Regions from separate parts of the Homo sapiens genome. Here region 1 is linked to region 2. The links are chromatin contacts, found by Hi-C or POLR2A ChIA-PET in ENCODE. All regions are on one chromosome and are shown on one strand. Each heading gives the region's core, a stretch centred on a gene start or an enhancer-like site at or near the end of the contact. The rest is flanking DNA. Distances are from core to core; before and after follow the strand shown. Region 1 holds the start of GPHA2 (glycoprotein hormone subunit alpha 2). Region 2 overlaps MAP4K2 (mitogen-activated protein kinase kinase kinase kinase 2).

Region 1 (3,751 bases), core at 717-3,216, 140 kb before region 2:
AAGGACTGATCTGTAATAGACACTTTAGCCTCATGTGGCCGTGGAGAACCAAAATGATCTATGGAAATGTAGGGAAACTCATTTTAGCTCACAACAAAGGAGTCACTTTTTACCTGTTAGAGATGTCCAATATTAGAATGGGCTACCTCATAAGGTAATGAGCCTTGTCACCCAAATGCTTTAAACAGAAGCCATCATCTGTCACATGCCAGAGGGTGCCCCTCAAGAGTGGGAGAGCAGGGGCTGAACTGCTGAGTTCCCGCTGCGTCCTGTTGCTATGCTGCCTGCACCCTTGGTGGGGAGAAGAGAAGAGGTGGACTGCTGCGGAGGACCTGGCAAACAAGGACCCAGGTCTTGAGGGGATGGGGGCTGATGGGGAAACCGTAGGGTGTGGGAATTTAAGGATTAGTGACATTAGTAACATCACTTCCTCTCAAATTGCGTTTACAGCCTTTACTCGACTGTCCCAAACATGGCCTGTTTTACAAAGCTGCTAAGAAGCACAGCTCCAAATCTGGAGCTGTGAGTGCCCGCCCTGACTCTGACTAGCTTACAGTGAAGCTTTGGGAAGTTGTTTTCCGCTGAGCTCTTATTTTCTCATCCAGAAAATGAGGGGGTAGGATTTGGTGAGTTATAAAGTGCCTTCTAGCTCTAGCAGTCTGTGACTGGCCCTGCTCTTTCTGAGCAGATCAGTGAGGCAATGACCCCAAAGCGGGGCTGCCCAGAATCACCACAGGCTTCCTTTGGCTCTCCACCTTGCCCCAACCCCTCTGGCCACTGCTGCCTGGGGGTCTTTCTCCAGCTTGCCACATTCTTGCTCAAGTGTAGTTTAGCACCATGGATGGACAGCAGATTTGAATTTGAAATCAGCCCTAACATTAACTAGCTGGGTGACTTTTAGTAACTTTCTTTCTTTGAGCCTTAGTTGCCTCATCTATAAAACCAGAGTTGGACAAATAGATCAGCTTTGCTGGGGTTGATAACTTCAGGCCCTTTCAGGAGTCAGGTCCCTGTTATTCCAGGGCTAGGGGAGCACTCCAGCTCAGAACGTTACTCTGTAGCACAGGATGCGAATCATCCACTGATACCGTGGCCATGCAACTCTGAAACAGACAGCAACCCCCAAACCCCCGGCCCTGCCACCAAGCACATCTCAGGAGACCTCCACTGGTATAATTTCCCTTGTCCCTAAGAATCTCCTTCCCCAATCCCTTTCCTTTGCAGTTAGAAAAAGGCAAGCAGGACTGAGTTTAGTGGTTTTAAAATTAGGGGTGTGGCCAGGCACAGTGTCTCATGCCTGTAATTCTAGCACTTTGGGAGGCCTAAGCAGGCGGATCACTTGAGCTTAGCAGTTCAAGACCACCATGGGCAACATGGCAAAATCCTGTCTCTACAAAAAAATACAAAAGTTAGCTGGTCATAGTGGTGTGCCTGTGGTCCCAGCTACTCAGGAGGCTAAGGGGGAGGATGGCTTGAGTCTGGGAGGCTGGGAGGTGGAGGTTGCAGTGAGCCGAGATAACACCACCACACTCCAGCCTAGGTGACAGAGCCAGACCCTCTCAAAATAATAGTAATAAATAATAATAAAGTTAGGGGTGATCAGGCCCTGAACAGGGAAATGTTCTGTCCAAGGTCACAGAGCAAAGAGAACCCAGGTGTCCACAACTCAGCCAAGAGTCTTGACCCCTGTGTCGTCAGCTGCACACACGCTGCACACTCCACCAGCTCCTAGGCTTCTCTCCACATCTGACTTATCGAGGCCTGGGCTGTGGGTAGCTTTTTGGACAGAAAGAAGCAGAAAGCAGCAGGAGCTGCTCTCCGAGGACCGCACCTCAAAGAGCAAGATCCCCCAGGTGGGATCGCTCTGAGGCTTCAGGCAGGGGAGGCTGGTTTGAAAGCCGATCTCCAAGAGGGCGTGGCTCCAAAATGCTGGCAAATAAAAGCCTGGAGAGCCAGCACCAAGCTGGAGACCAGCAGGAGGCACAGGAAAACTGCAAGCCGCTCTGTTCCTGGGCCTCGGAAGTGGTGAGCTCGCTGAGGCAGGAGGAGCTCTGGGGAGGGTCTGGGAATGTGGACGAGGGCCCTGCAGGCCAAGATGGGGCAGATGGAGGGAGGAAGATGTTTGCGCTCCAGATGGCGAAGAAAATTCCAGGGAAGGGAGAATCACTGCACAGAGGGCTGACACACAGGTCCTTTCCAGAGACAGCTGCTCACACTCACACCCATACACACACACACACACACACAAAGGCAGATACAGGGAAAAGGCAGCACCATTCAGGCACACCTCACCTGTCAGACCAGCCAGCCCTGGCTCACTCACCTGGAATGCAGTATTTAAAGAACTCGCCATCCCACCTGCACACCCACGTAGAGACATCTCCCCACTGTGTTTCAGATGCCTATGGCGTCCCCTCAAACCCTGGTCCTCTATCTGCTGGTCCTGGCAGTCACTGAAGCCTGGGGCCAGGAGGCAGTCATCCCAGGCTGCCACTTGCACCGTGAGTACCTCTGGGACCGGAGGGCTAGGAGCAGTGGAGGTTCTGGGTGGGAGCAAAGAGCTGAGTGGACGGTGGGGCAGGCAGCACCCTAAAGGGCCCCACACTGAGGCACAGGCAACGGGAGCTGGGGCGAGGCAAACCTTGGCAGAGGCGCCGTCTACTGCTTGCCTATCTCCTTCTAGCCTTCAATGTGACAGTGCGAAGTGACCGCCAAGGCACCTGCCAGGGCTCCCACGTGGCACAGGCCTGTGTGGGCCACTGTGAGTCCAGCGCCTTCCCTTCTCGGTACTCTGTGCTGGTGGCCAGTGGTTACCGACACAACATCACCTCCGTCTCTCAGTGCTGCACCATCAGTGGCCTGAAGAAGGTGAGGAGGGCCCGGGCCCGGTGGATGGACGCTGGGGTCGCGGGAAGACCAGAGAGATGGAGATCCTAGACAGCCCTGAGAAAGGGGACTGCAGCACGGACTCCCCTCTCCCGCAGGTCAAAGTACAGCTGCAGTGTGTGGGGAGCCGGAGGGAGGAGCTCGAGATCTTCACGGCCAGGGCCTGCCAGTGTGACATGTGTCGCCTCTCTCGCTACTAGCCCATCCTCTCCCCTCCTTCCTCCCCTGGGTCACAGGGCTTGACGTTCTGGTGGGGGAAACCTGTGTTCAAGATTCAAAAACTGGAAGGAGCTCCAGCCCTGATGGTTACTTGCTATGGAATTTTTTTAAATAAGGGGAGGGTTGTTCCAGCTTTGATCCTTTGTAAGATTTTGTGACTGTCACCTGAGAAGAGGGGAGTTTCTGCTTCTTCCCTGCCTCTGCCTGGCCCTTCTAAACCAATCTTTCATCATTTTACTTCCCTCTTTGCCCTTACCCCTAAATAAAGCAAGCAGTTCTTGAATTTCTCTCTTTATTAAGTCTACCCCCAGCCACGGAAAGAGGAGTAGACCATGATTACTGTGAACCCCCCCTTACCCCAGGACACTGTGAATCTCTTCTTGCCTGTGCCCTCCCCCTCCCCCTGCCCAATAAATAAAAAGGGGACAAGGAAGTACACAGCGAGGGAAGGGAGGAGTGTGCACCCAGGACAGTGTCTGTGTAGAGGGTGAGCTGGGCGAGAATAAATAGACCATGGACCCCATGGTGGGGATAAGGAAGGACCTCGCATTGGCCAAGGCAGGGGCAGGCGAGGCGCTGAGTGCCCTTGCCCAAGGCCAGGAGCAGAGGGTGGGAGCCCGCCTGCAGCTGGAGCCTAGCTTTGCGG
Region 2 (3,962 bases), core at 224-2,723:
ATGGGGCCAGGCGCAGTGGCTCAGGCCTATAATCCTAGCACTTTGAGAGGCCGAGGTGGGCGGATCATGAGGTCAGGAGTTTACGACCAGCCTGGCTAATATGGTGAAACCCCGTCTCTACTGAAAATACAAAAATTAGCTGGGTGTAGTGGTGCGCACCTGTAGTCCCAGCTACTCGGGAGGCTGAGGCAGAAGAATCACTTGAACCCTAGAGGCAGAGGTTGCAGTGAGTGGAGATTGCACCACTGCACTCCAGCCAGGGCGACAGAGTGAGACTGCATCTCAAAAAAAAAAAAAAAAAAAATCGAAAACTTAGCTGAGCATGGTGATGTAGGCATGGCGTTGTGTGTTGGTGGTCCCAGCCACTCAGGAGGCTGAGGTGGGAGGATTGCTTGAACCCAGGAGGTTGAGGTTGAAGTGAACTGTGATCGCGATCGTACCACTGCATTGAAGCCTGGGCAACAGAGCAAGACCTTGTCTCAAAAAAAAGAAAAAGGGAAATGTGGACAGTTAGCAGCCGGTACTGAGGTCCAGTTAGAGGGAGAGCTGGGAGGTGTGGAGAGGCCTCAGAGACCGGGCAAGCTTGGGAGGTTCGAAAGTGTGTCAGGGTTTCTAGGCAGGTGAGGTAGGGAATGGCACTCCAGGCAGGGGGAAGAGCAAGTATATGTTAGTATGTGTTGGGGCGGAGCAGCCTGGTGAGCTGGGGAGCTGTTAAGAGTTTGCCTGGGGGCCAGGCACAGTGGCTCACGCCTGTAATCCCGCACTTTGGGAGGCTTTGGCGAGTGGATCAACTGAGTCAGGAGTTCGAGACCAGCCTGGTCAACATGGCGAAACCCCGTCCCTAGTAAAAATACAAAAATTAGCCGGGCATGGTGGCGGGCGCCTGTAATCCCAGCTACTCGGGAGGCTGAGGCAGGAGAATAGCTTGAACCTGGGAGGCGGAGGTTGCAATGAGCCGAGATCGCACCATTGCACTCCAGCCTGGGCAACAGAGCAAGACTCCGTCTCAAAAAAAAAAGAAAAACAGAAGAGAAAAACAGTCAGATTCTGATTCTCTTTTGCAAGTTGAGCCAGTAGGATTTCCTGATGAAAGAGAAAGAGGAGTCAAGGATGGCTCCAAGGTTTTTGGCCTGGGTGTCAGGAAGAATGCAGCTGTCATCAGCTGAAGGTGGAGCAGTTTCAGGGGGAGCTGAATTCAATTTTGTTGCATGAACATGCTTATTAGATGTGCAAGTGGGACCTGCGTCAGTCCATGGCTTGGTGGGGCTGGGCTCTGAAGGGAGGGGCCCTGGGCTATGGGCCCCCGACATTGTCATGACCAGGTGGGTGGTGTGGGAAGCAGTGGACTGAGTGCAGAGGGTAGGGGAGGCCAGGCCAGTGGCTGCAACAGCTGGGGAGCTCAGGAGCCCCCTTCCTGCAACGTGCTCACTCCAGGACCACATCTGGAGCCCGGTGGCCTTGGGGCTTCCTGAGCTCAGTCCCCAAGTGAGTCTGCTTTGGCGCAGGACCTACAGGAAACAGGCCCATCAGAGCCCCAACAGGTCACAGGCAGCTTTGAGCTTGTGTTCGGGAAATGGCAGAGGCACAGTGAGCACTTTGAATGCAAAGAACAGAGAACTGGAGTTGTTTGGAGAAAAAACAAATACAAAATATATGCTTTTGTCCCATCCAAAGACCAGATGGGGAGGAGAGTGGGAGGAATGTGGGGAGAGGGAGGGACGAGGACCAGGGACAGTGAGAGACAGACATTGGCTTCCTCCATGTCCTGGCAGAAGGTACAAACAGGACATGGGCCACTGGGTGGAGGTGGCAGGGCTGCTGACAGGAAGCCCCATTCCCCAGAGGAAGAAACAGGCTGAGAGGGTCCCCTGGAGGGTTAGGGGACACTCAGTGGCCAAGGCAACGGCCCCTCTGATAACTTTTCCTCACTACTTCTACCCCGACAGCAAGGCAAGCCACCCCCTGGCCCCACAGGGCTGTTGCCTCTGCTGGAGAAGCAGAGGGCAGGCCATTTGCCTTTTGAAGTTCATTCACTGCCCCGGGCCTGTTTTCCCATCTGTGAAATGGGCCGTGTGCAGTCTGTGCAACCTGGTGGGGCTGGAGCCTGCATCCTCCCCAGCCCCTCCATGCTCTCATTTCTTCATTCCTTTTTTCTTTTTCTTTTTTTTTGAGACCGAGTTTCACTCTCATTGCCCGGGCTGGAGTCCGATGGCACAATCTCGGCTCACTGCAACCTCCGCCTCCTGGGTTCAAGCAATTCTCCTGCCTCAGCCTCCCAAGTAGCTGGGATTACAGGCACGCGCCACCACGCCTGGCTAATTTTGTATTTTTAGTAGAGACAGGGTTTCTCTATGTTGGTCAGGCTGGTCTCGAACTCCCGACCTCGGGTGATCTGCCTACCTCGACCTCCCAGAGTGCTGGGATTACAGGCGTGAGCCGTTGCACCTGGCATCATTTCTTTCTTTATACCCTGCCTTTACCTGACAAGGACTTTCAGTGACTCAAAATAGGTGGAAAGTCCTAATATGGGATGATAGGAGCTGGCCCTCTGTGAGCACACACGATTCCCAGCACTGCCGAGAGCACCTCCCCTGTATTAACTCATGAAGCCTTCACTGTGACTCTCTGGGGTGGGGCCCGCCATTATCCCCAATCTACAGATGACGAAACTGAGGCATGGAGAGATTAAGTGGCTTGCCTGGAGTCACACAGAGCTAGAAGCAATCCTGAGACCCAAACCCCTGGCCTGGATGGAGACACTCCCTCCTGGCTTCAGGGCTGGGAGACTGGCTTCAGATCCTCCACCTTTCCCAGCTGTTCTTGGGGCAAGTTACTCTGTGTCTCTGAGTCTCAGTCCCTTACTTGTAAAGAGGGAAGCTGATAGTGCCCACCTCATAGGGCTCTGCAGGGGCCTTGCCCATGGATGGCATCCCAGACACAGGCCCTGGTTATCACCCCTACAGGCGCTTTGCTCTGTCCACCAAGATTCCTGACACCAAAGGCTGCTTGCAGTGTCGTGTGGGTAAGAAATGGGCTGGGCGGGGTGGGGCGGGGCCTGGTGGGGGGCAGCGCAGGCCCAGCCCGGTGCCCACTGCCTGCTCCCCTGCCAGTGCGGAACCCCTACACGGGTGCCACCTTCCTGCTGGCCGCCCTGCCCACCAGCCTGCTCCTGCTGCAGTGGTATGAGCCGCTGCAGAAGTTTCTGCTGCTGAAGGTGAGGGGCGGTGGGGGGAGGCCCAGGGCACCCTCAGAGCTCTGGGGGGAGAAATGGAGACCTGAGCATCCCTGCTGCCCCCTAGAACTTCTCCAGCCCTCTGCCCAGCCCAGCTGGGATGCTGGAGCCGCTGGTGCTGGATGGGAAGGAGCTGCCGCAGGTGTGTGTTGGGGCCGAGGGGCCTGAGGGGCCCGGCTGCCGCGTCCTGTTCCATGTCCTGCCCCTGGAGGCTGGCCTGACGCCCGACATCCTCATCCCACCTGGTGAGCAGAAGGGCCAGGCTGCTGGGGGTGGGTGTGTGTGCATGAGAGACCGAGGGAGGGAGGCAGGGAGGGCCAAGGCTCCCAAACTAGGCTCCCCACAGCCAGTGGCTCCACAGAGACCTTGAGGGCTGCCATGTGGGGTCTGGGGCCCACAGCCTCCCTTCAACAAGCTTCACCTGGGCTTCCATAAAAGGGTTCATTAGACGGAAGGGCTTGGCAGCTAAGAAAATCCTGGCCAGGCCGGGCACAGTGGCTCACGCCTGTAATCCCAGCATTTTGGGAGGCCAAGGAGAGAGAGGGGCTTGAGCTCATGAGTTTGAGACCAGCCTGGACAACATGGCGAGACCCTGACTCTACAAAAAATTAGCTGGGCATGTTGATGCACGTGTGTAGTCCCAGCTACTTGGGCTGAGGTGGGAGGATCACTTGAGCCTGGGAGACAGAGGCAGTTGTGAGCCATGTTCGCGCCACTGCACTCCAGCCTG

What was found. A loop is a pair of places that touch in the nucleus more often than their neighbours do. ChIA-PET counts read pairs that join two places held with the same protein, here RNA polymerase II (POLR2A). Pooled maps may share reads with other maps.
Region 1: a map of endothelial cell of hepatic sinusoid shows a loop between it and region 2 (7-fold over the local background). The contact joins the promoter of GPHA2 here to the enhancer-like site in region 2. A Hi-C loop is called at or near these places in 1 of 168 maps with a recorded cell type or tissue (endothelial cell of hepatic sinusoid), 1 of 37 single-sample maps with no recorded cell type and 11 of 50 pooled maps. POLR2A ChIA-PET finds 5 or more read pairs at or near these places in 7 of 52 experiments (B cell, BJ, CD8-positive, alpha-beta memory T cell and 4 more).

What each region holds. Positions count from the first base shown.
Region 1 is chr11:64,934,108-64,937,858 of GRCh38, reverse strand. It overlaps GPHA2 (glycoprotein hormone subunit alpha 2), which reads left to right and starts at 1,966. Exons shown (of 4, transcript NM_130769.4): 1 at 1,966-2,025; 2 at 2,399-2,501; 3 at 2,684-2,868; 4 at 2,985-3,388. The coding sequence starts at 2,399. The coding sequence ends at 3,086. PPP2R5B (protein phosphatase 2 regulatory subunit B'beta) reads right to left here. Exons shown (of 14, transcript NM_006244.4): 14 at 3,384-3,751.
Region 2 is chr11:64,791,424-64,795,385 of GRCh38, reverse strand. It overlaps MAP4K2 (mitogen-activated protein kinase kinase kinase kinase 2), which reads left to right. Exons shown (of 32, transcript NM_004579.5): 25 at 2,964-3,022; 26 at 3,111-3,214; 27 at 3,300-3,477. Among named protein-coding and RNA genes, the nearest start is that of MAP4K2, 9.8 kb to the left of the region's middle. Within about 2 kb of position 1,473, at least 2 of the 41 ENCODE cell types and tissues checked have a DNase peak (open chromatin) inside an H3K27ac peak, as active enhancers do.